2 separate regions of the Homo sapiens genome follow, and region 1 is linked to region 2. Evidence: chromatin contacts called from ENCODE Hi-C or POLR2A ChIA-PET data. All regions are on one chromosome and are shown on one strand. Each heading gives the region's core, a stretch centred on a gene start or an enhancer-like site at or near the end of the contact. The rest is flanking DNA. Distances are from core to core; before and after follow the strand shown.

What was found. Hi-C counts contacts between places; a loop is a spot of excess contacts on that map. ChIA-PET counts read pairs that join two places held with the same protein, here RNA polymerase II (POLR2A).
Region 1: a map with no recorded cell type shows a loop between it and region 2 (5-fold over the local background). The contact joins the enhancer-like site here to the promoter of TF in region 2. A Hi-C loop is called at or near these places in 1 of 37 single-sample maps with no recorded cell type. POLR2A ChIA-PET finds 5 or more read pairs at or near these places in 1 of 52 experiments (H1).

The regions. Positions count from the first base shown.
Region 1 is chr3:134,208,825-134,214,932 of GRCh38, reverse strand. RYK (receptor like tyrosine kinase) reads left to right here. Exons shown (of 15, transcript NM_002958.4): 3 at 3,326-3,425; 4 at 5,104-5,238. Among named protein-coding and RNA genes, the nearest start is that of RYK, 39 kb to the left of the region's middle. Within about 2 kb of position 2,921, at least 2 of the 41 ENCODE cell types and tissues checked have a DNase peak (open chromatin) inside an H3K27ac peak, as active enhancers do.
Region 2 is chr3:133,744,031-133,750,100 of GRCh38, reverse strand. It overlaps TF (transferrin), which reads right to left and starts at 3,708. Exons shown (of 17, transcript NM_001063.4): 1 at 3,618-3,708; 2 at 1,517-1,689. The coding sequence starts at 3,660.

The DNA.
Region 1 (6,108 bases), core at 1,672-4,171, 470 kb before region 2:
TAGTGTACTAGGATTGAAGGATTTACATTTGGAGAGGAAAATGGACCTTTCCTTGGGACTAGAATGAAAAGAATAGATGCTCTAATAGATCTGCCGGGGTGTTGAAAAGAAAGGCAGAAATGGGGTTCCTCTGTACTAGTGGAAAGGGACAAAAACATTGAGTGTGAGGAGGTGGGGAAGGCCTGTAAGGTTGGAATAAGACGAGGGAAAAGAGGGTCAGTGAGGAAGGGATTGCTGAGTAGAACTAAGGGCCTCCCCTGAGACTGGAGGTCATTGTTGTGTAAGAGCTCCTTTTCTGTAGGATGGATTTCCTTCAGCAGTGCTGAGCAGCAGGAGTAGAGTAAGAAGGGGTGGTCAGGATGCTAGAGCTGCCCTTTGAGGGTTTGGAAGGAGTCAACCAGCTGAAGGTGCCAATATGACTGTCAGTAATGTTGCCTTCTTTAGGGCTTGGGCTGTGGAGAACATGAAACTAGGTGTTCACGGCTATACTGGAGAGAAGGGAAGTGGCTTTAACTGGCTGCTGCATCCTGCTATGAACACAGCACCTGGCTCATAAATGTGCCTCATAAATGTTGGCTGACTTGGAGTGATGGAATCAGAGAACTAGTTTTGTAGGAATCAGAGGTGGTGATGGGATCTTTGATAGAATGGCATTTTTGCATTTGTTTTGGTAGTGAAGTAATTCTTTAGCGTGTCAGGATATTGAATACTGAATATTGAAGCCAGGGAGAACATGGCAGGAGACCAAGGCCTCTGCAAGTCCTGTGTGGCTTATTGGTGTTGATGGCATGAGAAGTAGCCATTATGAGTAGAAGCTGTGAGCTTCGGCCGGGCGCGGTGGCTCACACCTGTAATCTCAGCAATGTGGGAGGCCAAGACAGGTGGATCACTTGGGGCCAGGAGTTCGAGACCATCCTGGCCAACATGGTGAAATCTCGTCTCTACTAAAAATACAAAAATTAGCTGGGCATAGTGGCGTGTGCCTGTAGTCCCACCAGCTACTCGGGAGGCTGAGGCAGGAGAATCGCTTGAACCCAGGAGGTGGAGGTTGCAGCGAGCCGATATCACGCCACTGCACTCCAGCCTGGGTGACAGAGTGAGACTCGGTCTCAAAAAAAGAAGTTATAAACTTCAAAGTAGAGGGGATTTGCATGAGGGCATGAGGAAGGGATGTCTGGGAAGGACCTAGTGATCCTAAAGAGTGCCGACCCTACTGTCTAGGCCCTGAGGGTCAGGTGTTGTAGGAACTGAATGATAGGAAGGGGAACAGATGACTTCTGAGGAAAGCCAGGTTGTGGGAGAAGGTGGGAAGACATTTGTGAAGAGGCAGAGAGTGTAGGAGGCTGTTCTGAATAGGGAGGTTCTCAGAATGGGGAAAAAACAGAAGGCCTGCAACAGTGTTCTTGACAGACCCAGGAGGGTTTGTGTCAGAATCCCTGGGGCCAGCAGTGGGCTGATGATTATGGAGAAGTGCAGCATGGCAATAAGGTAGCTGTTCTGGAATGACTGCTGATGCTGCTGATGTCAGAGGAGACTTGTGCCAGGCTAACAGTATGTATTGCATTAATGATCTTATTTGATCCTCATAACATGTATTACCCTTATTTTACAAAATATGGAAACTCAGAGAAGTTACAAATTTACCTAAGAGTCACATGGTCTCATGGTTCCAAACCCAGTTCTTGCTGGCGGTGCTGATTTCTTTTGTGCACCTACCCTTCATGTATGGTCCTGTTCAGAGATAGCATCGGTGTAGGGATGTATAATGCATTCTTTGATGTATTGCTGGAGAGCTTGCTCATTCCCTGCCCAAACTTGCTTGGCTGTGGCTCTCTAGCACCCCCTGGTGGCAGCAATGGTATTGTGATATGCTAAGGTGAATGTGAACACTTCCTAGCCAAGGTACCTCGAAGTCACTGATGTGCTGCAGCAAGAACATTTCCTTTGTTGGGAATGTGGCACTTATCAAACACAGCCTTTAACAGTTGTTTACGTACCTATCTTAACTGCAAAGGAAGAGTTTAATGTTTGCATACCCCTACAGTGTTTAGCTAAGACACTTTAAATAGAGTGTGAAAGGAGAAACCCCAAGGGGAATCAAATTCTGGACTGAGCCCTTCTTATTCATGGGTAACAACGCCTTCCACCTTAGCCCAAGCGTAAGGGCCATCCCTTCCCTTATATCTGGGATGATACTCTTTCCCTCTTTTCTTTCATCTTTATTATGTACCATTTCGTTAGCTTTTTTCACTAGCATATATACATATTTGAATATCTCATCTAAAAACAAAGAAAAGCTTTGGAACACCCCCCACTTCACCATCTGTCTCCCATTCTTCTAGTTAAGTTTCTTGAAGAATGGTTTATCGAACATCTTTCTTCTCACTCTTTTCCCAACCTGCTGCCTCGTGGCTCTGCAAATCTCAGTCTGCCACCAATGATACCTTTTGTGACCACTGAATGAGAGAGGGATACCATAGTTATCAAGAACCTGTGGGCAGGGCAGAGAGTGATGTGAACTGTAGGGCTTCATTGAAAGTCTTGATGCTGGCAGCCATTCTGAATTTCAGCTATTGCTTTGCAGTTTGAGCTGCTTCTTTCATGAACTCTCCATAGCAACAGAGCCTTAATTATTGATGCTGATTGGTTCTGTTAAGCCACATTGGGTAGGCCAAGTATTGATAGATAACATTGGTGTTTTAGAGACATCTCATGGGTTGCCTGTCTTCCCTTCTGGATTCTGAATCACTTAAGAAGTAGATCCAGAGGTCAAATGGGGATCTAAACATGAACTTTCTTTTTGGTGAGAGCAAGACTAGAGGATGTGACTTAGATATTCTATGAGAAATCTACCTTGGAATCTGCTTATTGTGTGAGTGGGTCTGCAGAGCAGACCTTCCTCCACCAGCCACAAGGAGGCCCTCCGAGCTTGGCTTTCATTTATCAACCAGAGAAGGCATTGGTAGCTATTTATGGTCTGTCAGTTACATATCTCACCGCTTTGGTTCTTCATATCTGGCTCTCCATGGCCTCTCTGTCAGTGCTGCATAGTTCTCAGCAGGATTTCTGACCCTAGATGGCAGGTTTTATGGAAGAGTGGTGGTCCTGTTGTGGACTTAAAATAGAGGGTGGCTTACTTGGTTGAATTTTTATCCAATTGAAAATTCTTAGGACTGTTTCTGACAATTTGCATTTTTTTATAGCTAGATTATTTGTACATATGAAAGGCTCATCCATTGATTAATGAGCCAATTAATGAAGTCAAGCTGATAGTATCCTTCTTGTTATCACAGGTCCATTTTGTTTATTTTTGTCTATTTTACAGGTTGAATATAAGCTGGGATTCCAAGTGGACAATGTTTTGGCAATGGATATGCCCCAGGTCAACATTTCTGTTCAGGGGGAAGTTCCACGCACTTTATCAGGTAAGTAAGAGTCTTCAAAGACAGAGTTAACATACTTTTTCAACTGCATCCCCTATGGCCCCAAAACAGAAGTTTACTGATGTGTAGTGTGTATTACTTGATAGGCATAAGATGTATGAGTACTGTGAAAAGTAATTTTTGTAAATATTTGCACTGTGTTCTTAAACCATTCTCTCTTTTCTGTCCTTCTGGAACTCTCTGTGCTCCGCCCTCCCTGTCTCTTTTTCTGCATTGCTGGTACTTACCTCCACATGAGTCCCTGTGCCTGATCTTGTTTCCCTTTGATTAGGCACCACATTTCACCCTGTGGCCCAGATGATCTTTGCACGGTCATGTTTGACCCTGTGACGTGAAGCCCATCAGTGCTCTCCACTCCCATCAACTGAACATTCCAGACTCACCACCTTGTGTCCTGGATCCTTTACCATCTGCCCCTGCCTGCCTGTCTAGCCTTGTTGCTGCACTTGCCCCAGAGTTGTAGCAGTTCCAGACTACATGCAGTTCTGATCTTCAAGCCTTTGCATGTGCTGGTCTCAGTATTTGGGATCATCTTTTCCTCTTTCTGCTCGTGAACTCCTTTCTATTCATCCTACTCATTCTGCAAGACTCAAGATCTGCACTGTCTTTTTTCTGCCACCTTCTCTTCTTTCATTTGTTAACTTCTATTCTTCCTACCCCTTAGAACCTTATATTTAACTGTTTTTGCACTGATTACATATCTAGCAATTCCCTTGATGCATAGCATAGAGTATGGTGCAGGATAGGCACTCAGTACAGTCTGAGTAAATGAATAAGTGTATTATTTACACCAATTTAACTGCTTTTGAGCTAACTTCTTAGGCTCTTGAAGTTGTGGTATTTGTAAGAAATGGATATTTTTAAAAATTGAAAGTATCAGCCACAATAGTGTTGTGAAACTTTTTCTGGCAGTCATATTCACTGTTATCAGTGACATACATTAAGCTTAAATAAAGCACAGGAGGGCTGCTTAAATTTTTATGGGCAGTAAAGGAATTTAGAAATGCCCATATCTTTAATGCAGTCATACAGATGGTAGAATGATAGGTTTTAAATTTGTAGGAAAAGAATCTTAAAGATTGGGGAAAAAAATTATATGCACTGAAGTCTGTTATCCCATTGTTACAATTATGGATTAAAATCAATTTCTGTTGAGAAAGGTGATAGCTGACAATTTATCAGATTCATTTACAGGTTTATATTTAATCTTTTTATTAAGAGCAGACATACTTGCATTTTGGTAGTGAGTTGTCTTTCCATTTGATCATGTAATTTCTGTTGTTACTATTGCTGATGTGTCTGTTAAGGTTTGCCTTATGATCCTTCAGTTTTAGTGTACTGGAATAGCAGGACTTATGAGACAAAGTGGTGTATTAAAAACAATGAGCAGAAGTTGAAAACAATTATCTCTTCATTGATGTCTTGGTTTGTTCTTTAATACTAACTTTTATATCCATAATGAATTAAATGCTTAATGTCTAGAGGTGTGGTAGTCTGAAGATCTCTAAAAACTTTTGTTTAGTTACTTTATTTAAATGTATTACTTTTAGTTTTCTTGCAGCAAAAATAAGTAATTCTAAAATGTTTAAAAGAATCATTTTGGGGCATTAATGTTGATTTTTAGAAAATGTAAAATATTTTTCTTATCTTTTTTAAACAGTGTTTCGGGTAGAGCTTTCCTGTACTGGCAAAGTAGATTCTGAAGTTATGATACTAATGCAGCTCAACTTGACAGTAAATTCTTCAAAAAATTTTACCGTCTTAAATTTTAAACGAAGGAAAATGTGCTACAAAAGTAAGGAATTTATTTACCAAAATATGTTTTACATGTATGTGAGAAGGTGAAAAATAGAGTTTGTTGTTTTTTCACAGATTTAAGTATGTCCAACTCATGATTATAGTTGCAAGTGAGAAAAGAGCACTGGCAGGTGAAGTTTTGAGATAATCCCAGATGGTTGGTAGCCAAGAATCTCACTCAGGCCTCATTCAGTCCATGCTTTCTCAAATCTTTTGTCAGAATTGCTAAGATGTTTTCCATTAGGAATAGTGCTAAAATGGTTGAAGAGGTAAAGAAATAAGAAAAATCTGTTGGGACTTCTGAGTAACTATGTTAACTGTGTTTCCCTTATCAAGTTACTTTTATGCAGAAGCATTGCTCTCGGGTGAGATAGACCTGGGTTGGAATGGCAGCTCTGCTCTTTTCAGGATATTGATACAAGTTACTTAACCTCTCTGAGGCTTAGTTTTTTCATCTGTAAAATGGGCATAATACCTGTTTCAGAGGTTTGTTGTTTTTTACGGTTCATTAAATCTAGCCTAAAACTTAGAATACCGTATGTGGGTACTTAGCAAAGTTAGTTCTTTTTGGTTTTGAATTATCTGTTACTGAAGAAATCGAGTGGATATGAAAGAGTTCCAGCATGCTAGGTCATAAATCAAAGAATTTTAGAGTTCTCCTTACAAGTTTAGTCCAACCCACTCACTGTAAGTTCCACAAAGCTACAGTGACCCAAATTTACAAGGTCACGTAGGTAGAATTGGTTAGTATCTAAGATGGGGGGGGGAAATATACTTTAAAAAAACCTCGCAAACCCTCAGTGCTTACTGTGTTCTAAGTGCTTGATAGGTATTACACCTGTTTAATCCCTACAGCAACCCTAGGCAA
Region 2 (6,070 bases), core at 2,459-4,958:
TCTTGAAACTCACAAGCATCTCTCTCAAGGACTGAGAGCCATTCCTTTGCAACACAATCATCAGGATGGATAGAGTGTCTGTCTCGCAGTCTCTGCGGGAGAATAGAGTCCTAATCGAGAGAACTGCCAGCTATCAGACACAGCTGGCCTCCTCACATTTACACTGACCAGCCCTTTCTACCTTTTTACTTCTCTGACTCTACAGAGCCCTGCGTTCTCCCCTCCCTCATTCTCCCTTTAAAATGCTCACATCACCACTGCACAAATCAGAATGGAGCCTAGCTCTTTCCCCCACTGTCAGCAGTTACTGAATGAAACCTATTGTCACTGCCTAAACTAATATCTGGCTGTGCTTATCTTTGACAGCTCCCATCACCCTGGCCTCCCACTAGCAACTTAAATAAGCCCACTCTGCTCTGCCTCAGGCCCTTTGCATATGCTCTTGTTTGCTGCCTGGTGTATTTTACACTGGAGCCCACCCAGGCTCAGTCCTTCATTACATCTCTCTCAGAGAGATGGTCTCTGACCACCCAGGACAAAGCAGGTTTTTCTGTGAGTCCCTGTCAGAACACTCTCCTTTTTCCCTCCATTGTACATCCCCACATTTTGGAATTAGTAGTTTACTTATTCGTGTGTTTTTCTGCTCTCCTGACTAGCCCATGAGCTCCCTGAGGGTAAGGACCAATGTGTTTAATTCACCACTGCAGCCCCATTGCCCAGCACAGGATCTGACATGTACAGATGGGCAGGGGCAACGTTGAAAGAATGAAGAGCATTTTTGTAGACCTAAGAACAAAAAGATCAGCTGTCACCTGCAATCAGGACACTTTACTCTTCCCCCTGCATGCATCACTCATCTTCCCAGTTGTGTATCAAAAGCTGCCAAAGAAGGTTATATAATAATTTTGATAGTGGGCATTCTTATTTATTTATTTATTTTGAGATGGAGCCTCACTCTGTCACCTAGGCTGGAGTGCAGTGGCAGGATCTTGGCTCACTGCAACCTCTGCCTCCCCGGTTCAAGTGATTCTCCTGCCTCAGCCTCCCAAGTAGCTGGGATTACAGGCATGCACCACCATGCCCAGCTAATTTTTATATTTTTTAGTAGAGATGGGGTTTCGCCATGTTGGCCAGGCTGGTCTCGAACTCCTGACCTCAGGTGATCCACCTGCCTCAGCCTCCCAAAGTGCTAGGATTTCAGGCATGAGCCACCGCGCCCAGCCTGATAGCAGGCATTCTTATATTTTCGCCAAGTTCAGAGAACCTAGGGTCTCAAAACAGTCACCCTTGCGTCTACTGTGTCTGGAAAGCAAAAGTTAATGTGCTTTTTGACTTTTGCTTTCCAGACACATTAAAGAAAACCTCCCCATTTCCACTTTTGAAGTGATTTTAGTAAGTCAAGGTTGACTGCCCCATATATCAGCCTCCTACCTGTGAGTAAAGAATTGTTCCAAAGTGACTGGAAACAGAGAAAGTATGGCTTTCTTCCACTCTCTTTTAGGCAGCAGCGACTTACCGCAATGGCCCTGATGCAATCAAGGTAGGAGGCTTTCTTCACACAAGCAACACTGGGACCATCGGATGGAATGACGCTTTTCATATGGTCGCGGAAACTCTGGCACTTAGTGGCCTCATGCTCCGACACTGCACACCATCTCACAGTTTTATCAGGGACAGCCAGACACAGCCCTGGGGGAGAGAGGCCAGAGGTGGAAGGGCCCACTCCCTATGCTGAGGGAGAGACAGCATCGCCCCTAGAAAGGCCTTGACAGCCACATCCCCTCAGTCCTGTCCTCCTCTCACTCCTGTCCATGAACACTACAGGGCACAAGTTCTACTGCATTCTGAGTCTGAGCCAATAGAAGGTTGCCCTAATGGCCTCCCAGTTTCCTACTGACCACCCTCTGCTGGCCAGAGGGGTGCAGGCATGGCCATCACCTCCCAGCTGGAGATGACAATCTGCTCCTCTGTATCCGCCTTGTCTCCTCCCATCACTGTCCTGGCCCCTGGCCCCCCATGGAACATAAGCCTCAGTATGCACAGGGCGTTTTCAGCTACCCCAACACATTGGCTTGCTACCTCAACTATGGAAAACCAGCGGGGGAGGAATTGCCATCTTTTTGAGAAGAGGGAGTGAGACTCAGAGAATGATGCCTTTTTTTTTTTTTAACCCAAGGTCACCCTGCTTGTCGTTGGCCAAGCCAGGCCTAGAATCTGGGTCTCCAGACTCTGGGTCTGCTACTCAGGGCACAAAAGAAGAAAACATTCTGAGTTACACCCCTTCTTGGCCAGTAGTTGAGGGTAAATTAACGAAAAGAATTAATTTGTCTGTAACTCTTGTCTGTTGCTCTCTGTTTAGGAAGAACTAAAAACTCCACAAATTCAACAGTCTCCCCTCTGTCTCCACTGAACTATCCCTCCATTTTCACCACACTTTTTGGCTGCCATTCACAAAAAAAGCTGAAGCCAGCCATGGGTAACTATTAAAATCCATGTGGTTGCAGAGACAGCATCCCTATCACATGAGCTTTTGCCCTGTCCCCAAGGCCCTCTGTCATCTCCACTCCTTGTGGGCCACCACAGCAAGGCTGACTCACTGGCTCTGAAGAAGATCCACAAAGCCTGTGGAGAGGAGGCCCACAGCTCTCCAGGATGCATGAGGAGGGGCCACCAGGGATGGCCACCCCAGCGACCCCCATTTTCCCTCTTGGCCCATGGGAAATCCTAGGAGGCAACATAAGCCTGTGGCAGCCCCTCCACAAAGCCCTGCCTCCAGAGTTCCCATAGGCGAGAATGTGTCCTCAGTGGAGCATTACCTTGCACAGCCTGTGAAGTGCTCTGTGCGGGGATAAAGGCAAGTAACGTGGGGTCCTCTCTCAAGGAATTGCTAGCTTATGGGGAGAGAAAACTAAACGTGGAAGCCCCAACAGTGTGACAAATGCCCCATGAATGGCAGGCAGAAGTTAGAGTATGAAGGGGGCCCCACCTCAGGAGGTCGGGGAGTGTGGCGTCAGCCACTGCCCCATAGCAGGATGTGTGCAACATCTGCCACTGGTACTCAGCATCTGCCACCTCGCTGACCCTCATTTGACCCTCCCAGGCAAGTGCTGTGATGACCCCCTCCCTGGTGAGGAGCCGGCCAGGACTTGGATCCAAGAAGTCTGGCTTCAAACCCCATGCTCTGACCGCTCGATGGCACCGCTTCCTTGGCAGGACATCTACAGCTCCCAGGGCACCCAGGGGACATCAGCCTCTGAAAGGGGAATGGTCAGACCCGGGAGGCCTTGAATGCCATGCTAAGGAGTTCGGACTTGACAAGAGGCAGCAGCAAAGGGTTTTGATAACCTGGTTAGACGTGCTCTGATTTATTGTATTTCACTGCTGCAAGATTTACTGGACAAAGAGGAGGAGGGGGAGAAGACAGTGAGTGCAGTGAAAGGTGTCTAGAAGCCCAAGCAAAGGCCAGGGGTGGGGCGTAGAGAGGCAATGGAAAGGCACCCAGACACCCAGGCTTCCAGCCTGAGCGCGGAGTGCATGCAGGCTGCGCGGTGGCCGCCCGGGTTGCAGGGAACGCGCGGGCCAGCGACTCTGCGGTGCTACCCCGTGCCCGCACTCACCCAGGACGGCGCAGACCAGCAGGGCTCCCACGGCGAGCCTCATCTTCCGGGTGCGGCGCTGAGCAGCGAGCACAGTCGGACTCGCTTCTGTGCAGCCTCCGGCGCCCCGCGTCCCTTTATTCCATTCCCGGCCTGGGCGGGCTGGGCGCAATCTTTGACCTCCCGTGTTTGTGCAGCCGGGTTGCCCAATCGCCCCTCTCCCAACCCCCCTTCCTTACTCGTCCCACTGATCACCTCATTTTCTGAGCTCTGGAGACGACCCGCGAGTGGAAGGAGTCCAGCACAGAAATGTTGATGGGAAGGGACATGAAGCACAATGCAGCCATTGTCATCGCGGCTCGCTCGGTGCCAGGAGCGGCTACGGCGGGCTGGGAGCCGGGGGGCTCTGCTCCTGACTCCAGGGCTGCAGAGCTGGTCCGTGCCACCAGTCCTATCTGCGCAGTCCACAGAGGAAGACTCCGAGGCTGGAGAGGGAAAAGAACTGCGCCCAGACCCCACACTAGAACTGCAGAATGACAGGCAAAGCCCCTTTTGGGGGAGGATGCAGGAGAAACAAGCTGGGCTCAAGGTCAAAGACAGACTCAGCACCTTTTGCTCCCCACCAGGTGTCCCTCGAAATCCTGCTCCTGGGCTCTCAAAGGTCCCCCACGGAGGAGCTGCTCCCTCTTCCTGCCCCGCTGAGCTCAGGCTCCTGGGCTGGAAAACTTCCCGCCCTCAAGCTTCCTGTGGGACACCTTAGACTAGGGACAGAGTCATAGGGGAAGATGAACTCCCTCCAACAAGAAGGTTCCAGGAACATGGTCAAGACACTGTGAGGCTCAGAACAAAGTGTCATCTTAGCACAAAGCAAGCGGCCCAGTGGACGGTGTGGCCTGTTCTTACAGCCTGGGGCCACCATGTCCCCCTCTAGTCGATGAGTCTCCTAACCAGTTTAATTACACATCCTTATCATGAAAAATATTGAACTTGTGCCTTCTATATGCTTATATTTTAACTAAAAAATGTGTACACTTCAATCATGCACAAGGAATAGAAATTTGTAAAAGGATGAGCTAAAGATGAAACTCATTTTCAAATGTCGTTTTGCTTATGCGGCCTTATACAGGATTATTATCTCAAGGCATAATATACTTGGGGAAAGGTCAAGATTCCTTCCACGAAGTGTAAATCCAGACTTCAGAGATTTTGCCAAAAGTTACTTCTTATCCAACCTGACCAGATGGTCATTCATTCTGTCTCATGTTTTAGTTGACCAAGCTCATATCAAGCCTAGTGGACACGTCAGGTCAGTCATTTGATTTTTGTTCACTTGTTTTTGTGTTGTCAGAATTGTCTCCTAATTCTAGTTTCTTTGTAAGAATCTTTTTAAGGCATGTGTGCATCTCGTGAAGGTTGGAGTTAAAGCCAGATTATCTAATCTGTACATCCGTTTAACTGGGCACATACAAACCACAAAGTATGGAAATAAAAATGCCAAAACAAAGGGCAGGGTCGGCACTCCCCTTTTCACCTTTAGCATTGTGAGGTGAACCCCATCTTCCCTTAGGACACCTGAAAGGCTCCATCTGTCATGACTGCAGACTCAGGTGGGAGATAGGGCCAATTCACACATTCAATATGAATGAATGATAATTTGTTAATCTTTTGCAATAACAATAAATATAACTGGAAGTTAGATTATGTTCTCCCACACTCCAAAAGATTATCTCATATGCAAAGGGGTTACATACCTCCCACTTTAGAGTCCACTACAGAAGCTTTCTGTTTACAGTGAGGACAGAAGTCAAGTCTGGCTTTCCCAACACATCAGCCTCACCAGCGAGGGAGAGTGACCACTGCTGCCCTGTCTTACTCCCCCCTTGCCCGTCCACGGGCCCCTTGTGCTTGAGCCATAGGGAAAGAAGACTGTTAGCATGAGGGCCATATTCCTACTGCCCCTGCAGCAGGCTCTAGGCAGTGGTCTGGATTCATTTGGAGACCTTGAGGTAAGGATGTGAGATGAGCAGGAAAAGTCAGGGGCAAGGCTAACTGGAAGGCACCCAGCAGAGCAGCATGCACACATACAGCTGATGCATGGACAGGCCCTGTAGTAAGCTTGCAGGGTCTGCCAGAGAGCAGGAAGTGCAGTTACGAAAGGTTGAGCCCATGCCACAAACTCAGGGAAGCTCAACGCAGGGCATGGAAAGAAGATGGTCAGTGATTCTCCTTTTCTGGAGCCCATCTACATTCGTAGACTAAGCCCCGCTGAGGCCAGTCCTCCAGCCACAGGCCCATAGCCTAGCCAGAGCCCCTCAGCAGGGAGCAACTACCTACTGGCCAGGCTGAGTCCTCTCCAGAGCAGCCAGCTCTATGCCCTGTCCTCAGAAGGGTCCTTTGAGTCCAAGCCCAAGACAGGTGCTGGGAAGGAAATATACAGCCTCATGGGATATGAAGGAAGCTCAGACAAGACATAG